Regions from separate parts of the Homo sapiens genome. Here regions 1 and 2 are each linked to region 3. The links are chromatin contacts, found by Hi-C or POLR2A ChIA-PET in ENCODE. All regions are on one chromosome and are shown on one strand. Each heading gives the region's core, a stretch centred on a gene start or an enhancer-like site at or near the end of the contact. The rest is flanking DNA. Distances are from core to core; before and after follow the strand shown.

What was found. A loop is a pair of places that touch in the nucleus more often than their neighbours do. ChIA-PET counts read pairs that join two places held with the same protein, here RNA polymerase II (POLR2A). Pooled maps may share reads with other maps.
Region 1: a map of CD8-positive, alpha-beta T cell shows a loop between it and region 3 (6-fold over the local background). The contact joins the promoter of CDKL3 here to the promoter of PCBD2 in region 3. A Hi-C loop is called at or near these places in 8 of 168 maps with a recorded cell type or tissue (B cell, CD4-positive, alpha-beta T cell, CD8-positive, alpha-beta T cell and 3 more), 18 of 37 single-sample maps with no recorded cell type and 23 of 50 pooled maps. POLR2A ChIA-PET finds 5 or more read pairs at or near these places in 12 of 52 experiments (B cell, CD4-positive, alpha-beta T cell, CD4-positive, alpha-beta memory T cell and 9 more).
Region 2: a loop to region 3 is called in a pooled map, with 5 times the contacts of the local background. The contact joins the promoter of TCF7 here to the promoter of PCBD2 in region 3. A Hi-C loop is called at or near these places in 5 of 50 pooled maps. POLR2A ChIA-PET finds 5 or more read pairs at or near these places in 3 of 52 experiments (GM10248, activated B cell and activated T-cell).

The regions. Positions count from the first base shown.
Region 1 is chr5:134,365,772-134,368,471 of GRCh38, forward strand. It overlaps CDKL3 (cyclin dependent kinase like 3), which reads right to left and starts at 1,400. Exons shown (of 13, transcript NM_001113575.2): 1 at 1,206-1,400; 2 at 588-773. The coding sequence starts at 752.
Region 2 is chr5:134,113,278-134,115,977 of GRCh38, forward strand. It overlaps TCF7 (transcription factor 7), which reads left to right and starts at 1,404. Exons shown (of 10, transcript NM_003202.5): 1 at 1,404-1,878; 2 at 2,044-2,110; 3 at 2,632-2,700. The coding sequence starts at 1,630. It also overlaps a transcript of VDAC1 not described here. RefSeq lists an enhancer at 1,041-1,270 and a silencer at 1,361-1,480.
Region 3 is chr5:134,903,796-134,906,495 of GRCh38, forward strand. It overlaps PCBD2 (pterin-4 alpha-carbinolamine dehydratase 2), which reads left to right and starts at 1,336. Exons shown (of 4, transcript NM_032151.5): 1 at 1,336-1,428. The coding sequence starts at 1,345. RefSeq lists a silencer at 892-1,651 and enhancers at 1,249-1,833, 1,834-2,419.

The sequences.
Region 1 (2,700 bases), core at 150-2,649, 540 kb before region 3:
GTCCTTTCCACTTTGCCCTTTATCCTTTGTCCTTCTTTAGTCTCTTTTGAGTTTATGTTGTTCCTCTAACCTAGAACACAACAGTTTCTCCCTCTTATCTAAACCCTCCACATCCTTCAAAGCCAAATTCATGTCCCATTTCCTCAAAAAAACTTTCCCTACCAGGGAAAGGACTTTGTGTTGATTCCTTGGCATTTATTATGAGCCACTTTTTATTCAGTATGATTTTCATATACTCTCCTTTCTGATTAAATTATAGAAGTCTTTAAGGGCAGGAACTATCTTTTACCTCCTTATAGTCTCAGTACCTAGCACCATGCCTTGCACATAGCAGAAATTTTTATTAAGTATTATACTTGAATATTTCTGAATAATTATTAAACAATATTGGTGTAGCTTTTGTTACATACCCCAAAACACATATATCTTGTATCACTATAAAATTACAAAATGTAGATAAGATAGAGTATTACACTTGTTTCTCCATAATATGAATCAGTACGTGTGAACTAAAATATTTTATGCAATTTTTTATTCCATAACAATTTTTTCTTTTGACTTAGATGATTAAGGCAAAAGAAGCAAACCTTTAGAAACTTTATTTCTCTCATCGCAATTTTGTTGACAGATTGTTCTGGTCTCTCATAAAATATCTTAATGGCCACTATCTGCCCAGTATTCTTATGTTTACATTTCATGACTGTTCCGTAACTTCCCTCTCCCACTTTTCCAAGGGTTTCATACATCTCCATTTTCAAGCTGGGCTTTTACTACTTTATAGAAATAAAGAAAGAAAATGGAAAATGTTAAACGTTTATACTTTTATTTATTAAAACTAGATAATGCATATCCACAATAAACCCACAGTCTCAAATATAGAGACATTAAAAAAAAAAAAGGAATCTTTTCCACTGAGCCTTTTTGTCTTTGGGAACTAAAGACAGCTTGAGTAAGGTGTCCTTCTGAGGCTCCACCTCTCACCAGAACTTAGGGGTACTCCTGCTGTCTCGGTCATGCCCATCAACACTGAGACTACCACACTATAAGTCACCATCCATCAAGCATGGGGTCCCTACACTTCCTGTCATGTTCCTGTCAAATAATAGGTTCCCGCACTACTGCAGTCGCCCACTTATCAGGCCCAAGGTCCTAAAAAAAGCCTGGTCTCGCCCGCAACTCAAACCACACGTCTTAGGATGCCGGACCGGCGTCACGCCCCACGTCCCGCTGTTGACTTTATCCAAACAGCCGCCGCCGCCTCAGCCCATTCTGTGGTCCCGCTGGTCTGGCTCTGCGTAGTTCCAGTGGAGCCACCGAACACTGATACTACTTTGTTGCTCAGCCCCGCAAGGAACCGGCCACTTGCCACCATGGAAACGCCGGCGGAGTTGCTGCGTTCTAGACTCGTGCGCAAGACCGGAACATGGGCAGGGTCCCGACCCGGAAGGGGAAGTGGGAAGAAACGGAAACCTACTCTGGGTAGGCGCAAGGTGGAAGAGTGCTGTGCTTGGGAATGGGGGAGGGGAGTACAGATTGCTGTCGCAGCTGAGCCTCCTCACAAGGTTGCTTTTGAATGTGGATAGGAAGGATCTGCATCTTTTTTTTTTTTTTTTTTTTTTTTGAGATAGTCTAGCTCTGTCGCCCAGGCTGGACTGCAGTGTCGCTGATCTTGGCTCACTGCAACCTCCTCCTTCCAGGTTTAAGTGATTTTCCTGCCTCAGCCTCCCGAGTAGCTGGGATTACAGGCGTGTGCCACCACGCCCGGATAATTTTGTATTTTTAGTAGAGACGGGGTTTCTACCATGTTGGCCAGGCTGGTCTCGAACTCCCAACATCAGGTGATCCGCCTGCCTCGGCCTCCCAAAGTGCTGGGATTACAGGCGTAAGCCACCGCCCCCGGTCAAGATGGTTCTTAAATCAAAAACTTTTCTTGAACACTTGCCATATGCCTTTTAATTTTTTCCAACTGCTAGTAATCTTTTTTAAAGAAAAAAAACCTCCCTCACCACATGTCAAACTCTAGGAAAGCAAGTAATTCGAAGAGTTCCACCATATACGAAATGATGTACAAGAGCACGGAAATAAAGAGGCCAGTGTCTAACTGCTTAAGTAGACATAGAGTTCAACTGGAATGACAGTCCCTAATGAATAACCACCATATCACTAGACCAAGTGCCTAGGGAGTGCTTTCTTTATTGAATAGGGCTTTCTTTGCTTTCTTCTATAAAATGAGTTAAATGTAAAAAAGCGAAATCTCGCTATGCTTCCGCTAAATAAGAGGAAAGGCATTATTTAATAAATCTAGTCTGGTGGGTCCCACCCAGCATGCATATTTAAATCACACCTGGAGAGCTTTTAGAAAGCATCCCAACCCCCACCTCCACACCCCTGCCCCAATGCCAGAGCACCTGATTTAATTGGGATAGCGTAAATAAATTAGTATTTTTGAAGCTTCTCAAGTTTTTTCTATGCTGCTAGGGTTTATATTGAGAGAAAGGAGAAGTGGTCATCGTTTTCATTGATCACCTAAAATATTCAGAATTGTCTTTTCTTTGAAGGTTATTCAGACGGGCGCAGTGGCTAACGCCTGTAATCCCAGCACTTTGGGAGGCCCAGGCGGGCGGATCACGAGGTCAGGAGATCGAGACCATCCTGGCTAACACGGTGAAACCCCATTTCTACTAAAAAATAGAAAAAATT
Region 2 (2,700 bases), core at 154-2,653, 790 kb before region 3:
GGAGGAAAAGTGGGCACCCTAGCCCGGAGGTGGCGGGGGAGGGGGGTGTGGGGGCTGGTGTCCGAGACACCCGGCTGGGCGGGCACAGATAGGATCTGAACACAGGGAAGCATGGCCTAGCTCTTTGATCCACAGCCAGCCACGCTGGGCCTGGACCCGGAGGGAGGCACGGCTGTCTTCCGGCCCGGCTTTGCACCGCTGCCAGGGGTCCTGTGGGGCCCTCAGAGGGAGAGGCGTCCAATACCCGGCCCTCCCCCAAATACCCTCTATCCCAACTGCTCTCAGAAGAGGCGTGAGCGTCTACAGTGAACCCAGCACAGAAACCTGCTAGGGGAGCTGCTGTTGACTGCATCGCGATCCAAAGGACCGGCGTCTTTTGTAGATGCAGGGGCTGAGCCAGGCCAAGCGCGCCGTGGAGGCCCGCGTGGACGCAGACCCGGGTGCCATACAGATGCGCTGGAATCCAGGCACTTTCCCGCGCTCCGCAAATCTAGATGTTTCAGCCTGGATCGAGCGAGGGTTAGAGGGTTAGTCAGGCCAGGGTCAACTTCAGAGTCATGGGCTCCCTAAATGCGACTTCTAGGGTTGAGTTGCTGTGGACGAGCGACCCATGTCGGAATCCCGCGCCCACGTGGCTGCCCAAAGTTCCGAGTCTCCGGGCTGCAGGTTCTAGTCACGGAACCGAGTTGGGAGAGTCATAGGGGCTGGGACTTGGAGGATCGGCTGAGGTCCGGTGCTCTTGGCTGTGTTCGCGGCTCGGAGCCGTCGCCTGACTGAGGGGCCCGTCACAGATGTGTGATGTATAAGCTCTGCACGCAACAGGAGCTCAATAAATGTGCGAAGGGGGGTATACTTATGTTCGCACTGTATGCAGGCGGCCTAGAAGGAAGTCCCTGATTGGCACAGGGATGGAGGATGGGGCAAGAGCCGCAACAGCGCCGCGGAGTTCCAACGCTGCCGGTTCCCTGGGGTACGAGCACAGCCTCAAGCAGCCTCAAGCCCTAGGAAGCCCCCAGTTCAAAGCACAGGGCGCATTGGAGCCTGGGCACGATACAGTTCACACCACGGCTGCGATGGTAAGCCACGCCCAAGTCCCAAGGGCCTAGGGGACCCCCGCCCTCCACAGCCGGAGGAGAAACCTGGGCGCAGAAAGCAGGGGGAATATCTGGTTGTAGGTGAGTAAGCGGGGTCAGGAGTTCCCGTTAGAGTCTCTGCGTTTCGGGAGAAGGGTGATCATTCCCAGGCTTGTCCGACGTCTCTCTCAGGGTGCGCTCCGGAAGAGCGAGCCCTTTAAGGCTATGCCGAGTGGGCGCGTCCCGGCCTCTCCCGGGAGAGGAGAGGCGGGGCGGACCTGTGTCCCGCCCCCGGCCCGGCCCGCCCCCAGTGCCCGCCCCGCCCCCGGCACTCGGCCGGCGGCGCCTTTGATGTTCCGACCCGCCAGCTCGCGGAGCCGCTCTGCCCCGCGCCCTAGCCCGCGCCTGCAGCCCGCCCAGGCGGAGTCAGCCCGCGCTCCGCCCGCCGCGATCCGAGCTCGGAGGTTCGGACTCCGGGCTCGCCGCCCCCCGGGCCGGCTCCGCGCCCCGCACTCCCGGCGCCCAGCGCCCCGCGCCCCGGCGGGCGGAGCGCACCATGCCGCAGCTGGACTCCGGCGGGGGCGGCGCGGGCGGCGGCGACGACCTCGGCGCGCCGGACGAGCTGCTGGCCTTCCAGGATGAAGGCGAGGAGCAGGACGACAAGAGCCGCGACAGCGCCGCCGGTCCCGAGCGCGACCTGGCCGAGCTCAAGTCGTCGCTCGTGAACGAGTCCGAGGGCGCGGCCGGCGGCGCAGGGATCCCGGGGGTCCCGGGGGCCGGCGCCGGGGCCCGCGGCGAGGCCGAGGTGAGCCCCCGCCGGCGCCGGCTCCTCCCCCGCGGTCGCCGCGCCGCGCCGCCCCAGTTGCGCGCGGCCCTCGGGGTCTCCAGCGCGCAGAGCGTCCCTGCCCCGGCGTCGGCCCCGACCCCCGCGGTCCCACCGCCCCTCACTCCCCTCCGGTTCTCCCTCCAGGCTCTCGGGCGGGAACACGCTGCGCAGAGACTCTTCCCGGACAAACTTCCAGAGCCCCTGGAGGACGGTGAGTTTCTGCCCGGCCCGGCTTCCCTTCGTCGCGCTCAGGCCCTGGCCTCGGTGGGACGGGGACGCCAAGGACCGCGGGGAGCCGGGTGCCTCCCCCACCGCAGCTCAGGAGGCGGCAGAACCCAGGGGTGGAGAGTGGGGGGCGGGCTTCCCGGGCGCCGCCGGGTCGAGTCACTTCCGGTGCCCTGACCTTTATAGGAGTAAACAGACCCCCGCCATCCCCGCCTCCCCTCCTGCCCAGGTGACTGACTAATCCGCCGCCTTCAGGAGACAGAATTGGCCAAGGTTTCTTGGTTGGAGGGCGGGGGGTGGGAGGTCAAGTAGGGGCCACCTCGGGGAGGCCTGCCCTCCAGGTCCTTCCCCTAAAACTTGGCACTGCCGATACTCCCAGCCCGTTCCTTCCCAAGTCAGGAACTTGCAGGGGACCCCTTGGCAATTCTTTTTCTCTCAAGAGCAGACAGCCTTCAGTCCCAGCCGCTGCCAGGGCTGGTGTGTCTGACCCAGCTGTGGTTTTTCCAGGCCTGAAGGCCCCGGAGTGCACCAGCGGCATGTACAAAGAGACCGTCTACTCCGCCTTCAATCTGCTCA
Region 3 (2,700 bases), core at 86-2,585:
TTGTATTTTTAATAGAGATGGGGTTTTGCCATGTTGCCCAGGCAGATCTCGAACATCTGGCCTCAAGTGATCCTCCTGCCTTGTCCTCCCAAAGTGCTGTGATTACAGGTGCGGGCCACCATGCCTGGCCTGCTTAAACTATTCAGTTAAAAACAAACAAAAAAGAGGCCGGGCGCGGTGGCTCACGCCTGTAATCCCAGCACTTTAGGAGGCCGAGGCGGGCGGATCACGAGGTCAGGAGATTGAGGCCATCCTGGCTAACACTGTGAAACCCCGTCTCTACTAAACATACAAAAACAAAATTAGCCGGGCGTGGTGGCGGGTGACTGTAGTCCCAGCTACTCGGGAGACTAAGGCAGGAGAATGGCGTGAACCCGGGAGGCGGAGCTTGCAGTGAGCCGAGATCGCGCCACTGCACTCCAGCCTGGGCGACAGAGCGAGACTCCGTCTCAAAAAAAAAAAAAAAAAAAAAAGATACAAGTGAGTATTCTTAATAGTATGTCAATTACATCTCAAAAAAGTCAAAAAAAAAAAAAAAAAAAGAATGAAAGAATACCTCCCCAAAAATGATACAAGAAAAGATTCACCTAAATCTGTTCACAGCTGTCTGCAGAGCTCCTACTGTGTGCTGAGCCTGGGGGTAAACAGGGCACGGACACGTTTGGGAGGGGATTACAGGCCGGGTTTCCACACTTTTTGGTCCAGGCAAACCCAGACGAGCCAGCTGGCTCAAGAACTTGGCAGCTGCGTGATGACTGAACAGAGGCTGCGTTCGAACCCACTACTGCAAGACTTAGGAGCCCCCGATGGGAACTGCCGTGGTTCACTGCCCCAGCCCCGCCGCTCAACTGCCCCGCCCTGGCCTACGACATCCTCCTGCCCGCATGGACTGCGCGCAGCGCCGCCAAGCGGGGAGCCCAGCTCGGTGCTAGCGCCCGCGAAGCGGAGGAGGCCGGCGCCCGAGGCTGGGCGAAGTTCCTCCTAGCGCAGCGAGGACCGGAGGGCAAGGCCAGCGCGCGCCGGGCGACCTGCGTCCCGGGCACAGACGCGACGGGCCCGCACGGGGCGGGGACCGCGCGCGCCTGCTGGGCCTACGGCTGTGGGGCGCGCAGAGTCCACCTGGCGGCCAAGGGCGCTGGCGACCGCTGAAGCTCCTGGGGGTGTTCGGGGTCCGGGCTGCGCCTGTGCCCGCGGGAAGGCTGGGCGCTTCCCACACACAGACCCCGCTCCGGGCCAGCCCCGCAGGGAGACTACCAGGGCTGGCGGTAGCTGGGCGTGGTCGGGTCGGGGGCGGCTGTGGGCGGCCGGCAGGCAGCGCGCGGGGCAGCCCTCGGCAGACGGCCAATGGCGGCGGTGCTCGGGGCGCTCGGGGCGACGCGGCGCTTGTTGGCGGCGCTGCGAGGCCAGAGCCTAGGGCTAGCGGCCATGGTGAGTGCACAGCGGCCGCGTGGGTGGGGGTCCGGGGTCGGGGGGCGGTGCGAGGCCCGGCGGCGTCGGCTGAGGGACCAGCGGGACTGGGGCGAACCCGGCGTGGGCCGAGCCTTGGAGCTCGGGCGTCGGGTCACCGCGTCCCGGGACTGACCACCTGTCCGGTGCGCCGCTCAGAGACCGGGGTGGCCGCAGCCTCCGCCACTTGCCCTTGACTTTACACTTCCGCCGAAGCCTACGAACTTGCCAACCGGAAACAAATGGGAACGAATTTTGTTCAGCAACTACAAAAGGCAGATGTGAAAAGTAGTTGCAGAACAATTCGGTGCCCGCTGCCGCTCGTTGTGCTGAGGACGAACGGCGCTGCGGGCCTGGCTCCCTATGGCGGCTCCCTGCTCGCGCTTCACTCCAAGGGGAACCCACAGAGGTTTTGGAGGAGTTATTAATAAATTGTCTTTTTTGGTGACATATTGACTTTTCTTTCCTTTTCCAAGGGGCCGTCAGTTTTCCTGCTGTAGAAATTAATATTTTGGAGTAAATGGAGGGAAAGTTTTAACATGCAGCACCACCTAGTGGAAAAGTGGTGCGTTAAACTCACCATCTCATTTTAAGTTGCATTTTAACCGCCCATTTCAGTTTGAAATGTTTTGTTTTGTTTTGTTTTTTCGACACGGAGTCTCGCTGTATCGCCGAGCCCGGAGTGGAGTGGCGCGATCTCGGCTCACTGCAACCTCCATCTCCTGGGTTCACGCTATTCTCCTGCCTCACCCTCCCGAGTAGCTGCGATTACAGGCGCGTGCCATTTCGCCCAGGTAATTTTTTATATTTTTAGTAGAGAGGGGTTTTCGCCATGTTGGCCAGGCTAGTCTCGAACTCCTGACCTCAGGTGATCTACCTGCCTCGGCCTCCCAAAGTGCTGGGATTACAGGCGCGAGCCACTGCGCCTGGCCTGAAATTCTTTAATAGAAGAATTTTTTTTTTTTTTTTTTTTTTTTTTTGAGAAGGAGAATCACGCCGTCACCCAGGCTGGAGTGCAGTGGCGCGATCTCGGCGTATTGCAAGCTCCGCCTCCCGGGTTCACGCCATTTTCCTGCCTCAGCCTCCCGAGTAGCTGGGACAACAGGCGCCCGTCGCCACGCCCGGCTAATTTTTTTGTATTTTTAGTAGAGGCGGGGTTTCACCGTGTTAGCCAGGATGGTCTCGATCTCCTGACCTCGTCATCCACCCTCCTCGGCCTCCCAAAGTGCTGTAATAGAAGAAATTTAAAATAGC